Linked DNA regions of Homo sapiens: region 1 is linked to region 2. A link is a loop called in an ENCODE intact Hi-C map of the cell type or tissue named here. Cell type or tissue: breast epithelium. All regions are shown on one strand.

What was found. Hi-C counts contacts between places; a loop is a spot of excess contacts. Peaks named below come from ENCODE experiments on the same cell type or tissue, not always from the same donor. Only the 100,000 strongest peaks of a DNase experiment are listed, where the experiment ranks them.
Region 1: a loop joins it to region 2, with 7 times the contacts of the local background. A loop is called at or near these places in 1 of 110 quality-filtered maps.

Annotation. Positions count from the first base shown.
Region 1 is chr22:45,742,338-45,747,337 of GRCh38, forward strand. The region is part of intron 9 of ATXN10 (ataxin 10); the gene reads left to right. Among named protein-coding and RNA genes, the nearest start is that of MIR4762, 16 kb to the right of the region's middle. In breast epithelium, no CTCF peak of the experiment used is centred here; no DNase peak of the experiment used is centred here; H3K27ac peaks cover 1,189 bases.
Region 2 is chr22:45,491,452-45,496,451 of GRCh38, forward strand. No RefSeq gene overlaps it. Among named protein-coding and RNA genes, the nearest start is that of FBLN1, 8.9 kb to the right of the region's middle. In breast epithelium, no CTCF peak of the experiment used is centred here; a DNase peak (open chromatin) is centred at 2,203; H3K27ac peaks cover 2,188 bases.

The DNA of each region.
Region 1 (5,000 bases), 250 kb after region 2:
ACTGACTGTGAGAGGACACAGATACTGGGCTTAGCAGACAAGGATTTTAAAGTACCAAATGTAACCGTGCTCAAGGATGTAAAGGAGATACGCTTCATAAGAGTGAAAAGGTGGGATATCTCAGCAGAGAAATAGAAACTATAAAAAAGAACCAAATGGAAATCCTAGAACTGAAAAATACAGTATCTAAAATAAAAAAAAAAAAATACCGAATGTGCTTAACCTCAAGAAAGATCACAGAGGAAAGAGCCAGTACACTTTAAGATACATCAGTAGAAATCATCTAGTCTGAAAAACAAAAGCGGGGAGAAAGATTGAAAATAAAACGGCCGCTTTAGGATGCTAAATGTTAGGGTAATTTGTTATGTAGCCGTTGATAGCTGGAATAATTCCTGTGAGACATGGCGCAGAACCAAACGCTAGACAACTTGCACTTTTAGTATATGGGCGCACCATTTTGGCAATCCTCATCTTCAGGAGAGTGAGACTACTGATTCCCCCCTTGGGAAATTACTGGACTGATTTTTGCAAAAGAAAGTTGATAGCGAATAAAGCACTTTACCTTTTTAATGACCAGGACTGCCTTTCTTGAGCACAAAAGAGGTGGTTTTTCTTGTGTTTAACTATTCTTTTGTTGCTAATTTGGACTGGCCTCTTATAGGAACAAAATGCAGTAACCCTTAAAAGGCTTGCGAAATAACTCACTGAAGTCAGGATCAGATTGCACCATAAGTAAATATGGAGTGTGCCCAAGTGCTGCTGTGCAGAGGTCACTGGGGCGCACAGGAAGTCGATGGTGTGTCCTGTCACTTGTGCAGTTGCTAATAGCACTGCTGATTTCTCAGCAAACAGTTTAGAGGGTATGAAGGAGTTCATTCTTTGAGTATCAACTCAAATGCCCTCTGTTTCTCTCAGTTTCTTACGTGTGTCAACAAAAGGCCTGAACCTGAAAGCATTACCTCTGGGATTTTTTTCCTCCTTCCAAAGACCGACACAACGCCGAAATCTTGTTCTGGATGTGCTAGAGTGTTCTTTATTCTTGTAGCCAAATCCTTGTTCCAGCTGGGTGTTACAGATATTTGCCTTGCTCATTGTTGCCTCAAGGGATGGAATTCACTCGCACTCAGATGACTTTGGTTATAGTTTTGGGAAAATGGAATGGATGGTTATGTAGCAGGTCTTTATCACGGGACCAGTAATTCTCAGTGTTTTGTCTTGATGGATTGTCTCACTTCTAACCCAGCTAGGGCTTTAAGGGAAATTTGGCTCTGTCTCTGCTCCAAGACTAAAGATCTGAGTTGGGAGGGATTTCGTATCATCTAGCCTAATTTGGGTTCCTCCTTTGCCCAGAAGACAAAAGGGACTGATGATTTATTGTTTAGTGTTTACTATGTCCTTGCATTGTGCTTAGTGAATTACATATATTATCAACTTTAATCTTTGCATCAGCCTTGCAAAGCAGGTTCTGGTAACCACATTTTAAGGAGAGGCCATCCAGTTAGGTGCAGAGCCCAGGGTAGAATTTGGATTTGTTTGCCTATTGAGTTCCCAGGCCTGTGCTCACTTCCTGCCCCATGGTGAGAACTTGCCAAAAGGTTGGAGAAAAGGGTTTAAAATAGACTTCCTGCAGGACTTCAGGCTGGAGGCTGGTCAGTCTGCGTCTCCTAGGCCAGCCAGGCCCCTTAGACTCCCTCCTGGTTGAAGTTGGGAGCTCTTGGGGGTCCTCTTATCCTTGTTTCTGATTCACCCATTCATCAAATACGAATGTTTGCTGGCTTGGGGATCCTTTGACGGGTAATTCAGGCAAGGTATTAATATCTTCTGTGGAGCTTCCATTCTGGCATCATCTGGGGACCATGCTTGCCTCTTTGAATCAGAATCTCAAAACTACTCATGACACAGATTTTCCTAAAATCTTTGTGTACTGCCTGATTCCTCTGAATTTTGAGCAAGACTCTTTCAAGCCCAACTGTGTCTGTGTTGTCTGTGTAACTTCATCCATTGCAGTGAGTATGGTGCCCACCTGCTGGATGGCCCTCTTACACTTGTGTGGCACTTTCCATTTTCCAGAGCTCTTTTCATCTGCTTTAGTTTGTTGGAGCCTTATGATACCTCTGTGGAAAGGGCTGAAAAGATATTTCCACCATCATTTTCTAAATGAAGAAACCAAGGCCCCGAGACCAAGTGTGATTTAACTCAGCTAGCACTTGCTGAGTGAGAATTGCCGTGTGCTGCATGCTCTGGAGAAGACAGTCGCTTTAGTGGTGGAATGACACATGTCCACTAGGAGCTGTAGCAAAAGTCCGTGTGGTGAGGCCTGTCAGAAAGGAACAGGGGGGTGATGTGTCCTCTGGGCTGGCTGTGCCAGGAGCATTTCTCTCTAAGGACAGGCACTGGACTGCCAGGAGCATGGTATCAACTGGAAGGATGGTCATCTTTCTTTGAGATACTTGTCTTTGGGCAAGATTTAAGAGAATCAAGGTACGTTGCCTCAGATTGAAAATCTGCACAGAAATGTATTTTATCCCAAATTCTCATGAGTCTTTAATGCTTAAGTCTGTACACGTGATAGATGTAGTGTTTCCTGAATTGTAAAGGAATTGCTAGACTTCCCTTTACCTCGTCATGGTAGGGAGGTGTCAAATCCTTACTGACTTCTATTCTTACCTTGTTTTTTTGTTCTCGACTTGTGTAGTATTTCCTTGCTACAACTGTAGTGATTAGTTTACTTCTAAACTTTTGTGGACCTAAATGGAGATTCTGTTTTGGTTTCTATTGTAAGAAGCACAAAGATACTAATGCTATAAACATGAAGAAAGCATTCTTCAGCTTCTTCTTTGTTAGAATAAGGAATGTATGGTTTACCTTTTTCTTCCCTATTCTTCTTCTTTTCACTATTGTCATAACCTCTTTAAGTGAATCTTTATTAGAAGAAAAACCAAACGTTTATTTCATAAAGCTAAGTGCATTTTTCAAATCGGACAGACAGATGATCTAGTTTATCTACCTTCCGCCCGCCAAGGAAATTGTATTGACTAGGATGGGCCATATATCCGTTCTGCTAAAGGTTATGGAACTGCTATTCAGTTTCTTCTCCTCCTCCTTCCTCCTCCCTGATTTAAAATATTCCCAGCAGTCACATACTTGATGATCCCATGTCAAATATATGTGCCTATAAATCTTTTACTATAAGCATACCTTAATTTTAAAGTAAGTCTGTACTGTATGAAAAAGTTCAACATGTAAAGACAAACTTTATTTGGCCCCTTCAGTTCTCAATTTTGAAGGCAGGTTCATTTATATACATAAAATAATCTTTGTAATACATTTTTCGTTAACTTTGTGTTGCTCATCATGTTACTCCCAGCATCTAAATTGTACCTGGCACATAGTAGGCATTCAGTAAATTTTTCTAATTTTTCTTGAATGACAATTTATTTGTAAAATAAATTGAATGTTGAATGTTTACTACATATCAAGTGCACTTTTAGGTTCTGAAGATACACAGCAAGTAAGACAGTTCTTTTCAAGGAGTGTAAATATTACTATACAATTTTCTGACTAAATTTACAAAGACTAGTAAAAATAGATAACTTTTCAAATGAAAATTAATGTTCCTTTAAATTCTGAGTTCTGTATTTTTGAAAGTCTTTTTTTATGTTTGAATATATTCTAATTTACTGTAATTTGCCATCGTTTTATTTGATCCAAATCATATATATTTTAGATTATAAGAACATCTGTATTGTATAATATTTGCAAGTAATTAAAAAATATTTTTTAAATCCTAGGTTTAGGCTTCGTAGATCTGAATGCGGTTTTTTCATTAATCTTAAATAAAATTTAAGACTGAATTTACAGTTGTTAAACATTCATAACATGATCAATTTTTAGTGGGTTTTTTGGTGGGGTGTACTATTTTCCACCCTTTTTGTATCTAGTTGCAAGGAGCCAAGAACAGGCAAATTATTAACTCCTTTATTATTTCCTCCTGTCTGAAATGTTTTCAAGCAGCGTATTTGTCTGTTAAATCATGAAAAACTGAAAAAAAAAGTCTATGGCTATTTCCTAATGATTTTATTTAGGTTGTTGCTCTTAATGAGGATTAGTACCTGTTTTGTACATCAGTACTGGCTGACTTGTCAGTTACTCGGATAATTGATCGAGTGATTGCTCTGCAGAGAAATAAATAAATGCTTAACTAATATGTGTTAGTGTTTTTCTTTTTGCAACTGTAAAATAGGCCGGGGTGGCATGGCCCTTGGTGCTCAGGCAGGGCCAGCTTCTATATTCTCAGCCTATACTAGCACTGTGTGGACTTCCCAACCTTCATACTTTCCCTGAGTGACCTTAACTTGGCCTTCAGAACTCAAGGTCACAGGTACCCTGTTGACCTGTGCAGAAACACTTTCTCTTCTACGCTCCTCACTATACTCTTCTGCCCTCTGCTCACCCCCTGACTTACACTCTACCTATAATCAGTTTCTGTGGGTAAATAGGTTATGGGTTGTTGATTCTGATGCATATTTCAGTATACGTGTGCTGTTGTTTTTGGTTTTACTTAATAAGTGTTTAGTGTGATACACATACGTAAACTGATCACCAGCAGAACTGTGACATATGAAACACTTTATTTGGGTATCACTCAATTTTACTGTAGCAGCCTCCATCCCTTCTTAGTTATACCACCGTTACCACCACTTTTGTCCTTGCTCCTCCCTTGATGTTTTGTCTTTCATGAAACCCATCTCCCAAGGTCTTTCTGGATGATAATGGCTTAATTCACTCTCTTTCCCAGATACATGTTTTTCCTTCTTTATAGGAACCTAACTCTGCCTGTCTAATTGGGGAATTCCAGGCAGGGTATTGAAAATGTCTGGGGGGCCGGGTGCAGTGGCTCAAGCTTGTAAACCCAGCAAGCACATTGGAAGGCTGAGGCGGGAGATTGTTTGAGCTCAGAAGTTGGAGACCAGCCAGACAACATAATAAGACTCCATCCC
Region 2 (5,000 bases):
TTTTGTGACCTGCCCACCTCGGCCTCCCAAAGTCCTGGGATTACAGGCATGAACCATCACACCCGGCCACGCAACGTATTTTCTATATCTTCTCTTATAAATCTGCTTTTCTTTATTTACAGCTGTCTTGATAAATTCATTTACCACCTGAGACACTGGGCCTAGCTAATTGCTACCCACGACACCCTGCTCCTTCCCACCACTGGCCCCCATGACAAAGCCCAGGGTGGCCACATTTGATGGCTTGGCCTCGGTCCTGGGCCAGCACCCCAGATTTAAGGGAAGCTGGTGGGGGAGAAGTGAGAGTTTTGTTCCTGTAGTGGAAAGAAAGCCGGGTCTCCTAATGGAGCTCTTAAGTGGGAATTCCTCAAACACAGGAAGAAAAAGAAAGACATCCTTTAGAATCCCACTTCACTGTTCTGCAACCTGGACCAACAGGAAATTTAAAGATCACCATTTCTAAGCAATAGTTATGGCTCATATGGAAGAAATGCAAATCTTCCCTGAAACAAACAAAAACTCGCACGAAACGACTGTCCCATTGCCACTGCTGCCCCCAGGCTATGGGGCAGTCTTTCCAGAACTCCTTTGGTGCGTGTTCTGTCGTTTTGTCAGAATGAGAGACAAACAAAATTGCATTTGCTTCAGCCACGTAATGGTTTTGTTTTGTTCTGTTTCTTCCACATGAGCACCCATGCTTTAATCTTTTGGACATTCACTTTTTCCAGCTCCACCAACTACCATTAGAGAGCCAGAACGGCACTCTCCCTGCCCCCGGTGTTAGGATCCTACCAGCTTTTTTGTTTCTGGACTTTTGTTCCTGTGGCATAGGAACTTCAGTCTTCAAAGCAGAGTAGAAGTATGGAACTCAGGAACTATGGGGTTGATTTATTTATTTTTCTTCCAGTAGAGAGTTTATTTGGGTTCCGTTCGAGGACTACAACATGGGAGTATAGATTCAAGTTGCCCTGGATATAAGCTCCCGGGAACTATGTTTTAACATAAAGATAAATGACGTTCATTTTGTTTGAACTGGTGTCCCAGGATAGTGGAGGTTCTGGAACGTCCTGGAATGTTGTGTTCTCCCGCTCCTTCCTTCCCTGGTTCACACCTATTTACAATGTCCCAGATCAGGCTGGGTGAGGTGGTTCACGCCTGTGATCCCAGCACTTTGGGAGGCCGAGGCGAGCGGATCACCTGAGGTTCCAGCCTGGCCAACATGGTGAAACACCGACTCTACTAAAAATACAAAAATGAGCTGGTCGTGGTAGCACATGCCTGAGGCAGAAGAATCACTTGAACCTGGGAGGCAGAGGTTGCAGTGAGCCAAGATTGCACCACTGCACTCCAGCCTAGGTGACAGAGCAAGACTCCATCTCAAATAAACAAACAAACAAAAAACAAAAGAAAAGAGCTATCATGTCCCAGATCATAGACACATAATTCCTCTCCCTCAAGTCTCCAGCTGTACTAGTTTGCTCGGGCTGCCATAATGAAGGACCACAGACTGGATGATTAAACAACAGAAATGTATTGTAGAGGCCAGAAGTCCAAAATCAATGGGTCGGCAGGGTTGGTTTCTCCTGAGGCCTCTCTCCTTAGTTTGCAGAGGGCTGTCTGTCTTCTCCCTGGTTATCACATGGTCTACTCTGGGTGTGTGTGTGTCTGTGTCCCAACCCCCTCTTCTTATAATCCTCTTCCTATTGGATTAGGGAGGGCCCACTCATATGACCTCTGCAGAGACCCTACCTCCAAATACAGGCACATTCTGAAGGACTAGGGTTAGGATTTTAACAGACGAATTTGCGGGGGACACAGTTCAGCTCCTAACACTAAGCAATCATTTGGCAGTGTGCTGTGTGGGCGCGGTGTGGTGGTGAGAAATGGCTCGGGTCCCAGGCATGCCTGGGTTGCATCCTGGCCCTGCCATGGGTCCTCATGAAGCTGACTGGTTCCTTTATGATCCTGCCTCCCTTGTTGTGAGACAGGAGAGCATGTGTCTCTCACGGCTGACTGTGTAAGTAAAATGAGACCAAAGGCCTGGCACATGCTGGGGCGAACGACACATGGAAATTAACATCCTTAGATAAAAGTGCAAGACGGGCCTCCAGCAGGGAGCTGGGAGGGCAGCTGGCTTCTGCCAAATTTCTTTTTTTTGTTTTGTTTTTTTTTTGAGATGCAGTCTCACTCTGTCATCCAGGCTGGAGTGCAATGATGCAATCTCGGCTCACTGCAACCTCCGCCTCTCCAGTTCAAGTGATTCTCTTGCCTCAGCCTCCCGAGTAGCTGGGAATACAGGCACGCGCCAACACGCCAAACCAATTTTTTGTATTTTTAATAGAGACAGGGTTTCACTATGTTGGTCAGGCTGGTCTCAAACCCCTGACCTCGTGTTCTGCCTGCTTTGGCCTCCCAAAGTGGTGTGAGTCACGGTGCCTGGACTAAATTCTTAACCCTCTTTGAGGTGTTTGGTATAGGACCACTCCCTACTGTCCACCCTTCCTGTGGCGGCCCCACCCATCTTTCAGCCCCTCCTCTGATCACCCCTATCCCCAACCTCTGCTGAGCTACACCCACTATTTGAACCCAACATCCTTCCTCTAGACCTGTACACAGCCTGCTCCCTTATCTGGGATGTTTGTCACCCTCCCCGAGGCCACTTCTCCTGGTCCTGAACCTCTTTAACTCCTACTCATCCTATAGACTGTGAAAGTGCCAGTGTTGGGTCACCTCCTCCAAAAAGCCTTTTTTTTTTTTTTTTTTTTGAGACAGAACCTCACTCTGTTGCCCAAGCTGGAGTGCAGTGGCACGATCTCGGCTCACTGCAACCTCTGCCTCTCGGGTTCAAGTGATCCTCCCACCTCAGCCTCCTGAGTAGCTAGGATTACAGGCGTGCGCCACCATGCTCAGCTAATATTTTTGTATTTTTAATAGACACGGGGTTTCACCATGTTGTCCAGGCTGGTGTCAAACTCCTGACCTCAAGTGATCCACCCACCTCAGCCTCCCAAAGTCCTGGGATTACAGGTGTGAGCCACCGTGCCCGGCCAGGAAGCCTTCTTTGACCACTTCCTTGGTGCTTCCTCAGCCTCCAGGGATTCCCCCATCACCGCCTGGCCTGAGGACATGGACATGGGGTTGTCACTGCAGGAGGAGTCCCATGAAGACAGTAGACCGCATTCTGGAATGCCTTTGTATTAGTCCATTTTCATACCACGATAAAGACATACCCAAGACTGTAATTTATAAAGGAAAGAGGTTTAATTGACTCACAGTTCTGCCTGTCTGGGGAGGCCTCAGGAAACTTACAACCATGGTGGAAGGCAAGAGAGAAGACAGGCACCTTCTTCACAAGGCTGCAGGAAGGAGAAGTGCCAAGTGAAGCGGGAAGAGCCCCTCCCTTATAAAATCATCAGATCTTGCCGGGTGCGGTGGCTCATGCCTGTAATCCCAGCACTTTGGGAGGCAGAGGCAGGTGGATCACTTGAGGTCAAGAGTTCGAGACCAGCCTGGCCAACATGGTGAAACCTTGTCTCTACTAAAAATACAAAAATTAGCTGGGTGTGGTGGCTCGCTCCTGTAATTCCAGCTACTTGGGAGGCTGAGGCATGAGAATTGCTTGAACCCGGGAGGCAGAGGCTGTAGTGAGCTGAGATGCACTCCACTGCACTCCAGCCTGGGCGACAGAGCAACACTCCATCTCAAAAAAAATAAAATAAGTAAAAATAAAAATAAAAAATAAAACAAAATGAAATAATCAGATCTTATGAGAACTCACTATCACGAGAACAGCAGCAGGGATCCACTCCCATGATTCAATTGCCTCCACCTGGTCTCTTCGTAAATCCCTGTGGGTCACAATTCAAGATGAGGTTTGTGTGGGGACACAAATCCTGACCATATAAGCCTTGAATTGGGTGTTGTGCTGTGTGGGAGGCATCTACTAGAGGCTTGGCAGAGCCCGTGGTTCTCCAAATTTTATGTGTGTGGAATAACTTGAAATCTCTAACTTGTTGGCAGCCCACTTAAAAGCATGGAGCTCTTGTTGCATTTATTGCTCATCAAGCCATTGCCCCGGGACCTTCCCAGTGAGGAAAAAAGCCCCTAGTGGAGGAGGGACTCAGAAATGGACCCAGGAGTGACTGGGCGTGGTGGCTCATGCCAGTATTCCCAGCACTTTGGGAGGCCGAGGCAGGCGAATTACCTGAGGTTGGGAGTTCGAGACCAGCCTGACCAACATGGTGAAACCTGTCTCTACTACAAAAACACAAAATTATCCGGGCATAGTGGCGCATGCCTATAATCCCAGCTACTCGGGAGGCTGAGGCAGGAGAAGCACTTGAACCCGGAAGGCGGAGGTTGCGGTGAGGCGAGATCGCGCCTTTGCACTCCAGCCTGGGTGACAAAAGTGAAACTCTGTCTCAAAAAAAAAAAAAAGAAAAGAAATGGACCCAGGAGTGGAGGTGTGGAGGTGGGTGGACCACAGCTCCCATGCTGGCAGAGGGCAGTATCTGGAAAGCCACACCGGGTACAGGGACTCTGCCACCTCTCTAAGCCAGTCTCCTCTGCTGTAATATGGAGAGAATGGCTATCTCAGCAGTGGCTGTCATGTTACACGTGGCTCTGTCTCAAAACGCACGGCATCGCCAGCTGCTAGGCATTGCCCTCTCCATTCATGCACCAACAAAAATGTACTGAGCATCAGAGATGTGCTCAATAACCCAGGGCATAGCAGCAAACGGGGCTGACACTGTCCCTGCCTTCAGGGAGCCCATAGACTAGTGGGCAGAAGAAAAAAAATCAATACATTAACAAAGAAATAAAGGAATATGAAGGGGGATATGTGTCATAAAGAGGGGGGTGGGTGTAGGGTACCAAGGTGCAGGGACTTGGTCAGGATGATGGGCAGGAAAGGCTCTCTGCAGAGGTGGCATCTTGGCTGAGACTTGAAGGACAGGAAGGAGCCTGGTTGAGCAAAGATGCAAGGAAGGTGAGGCTGA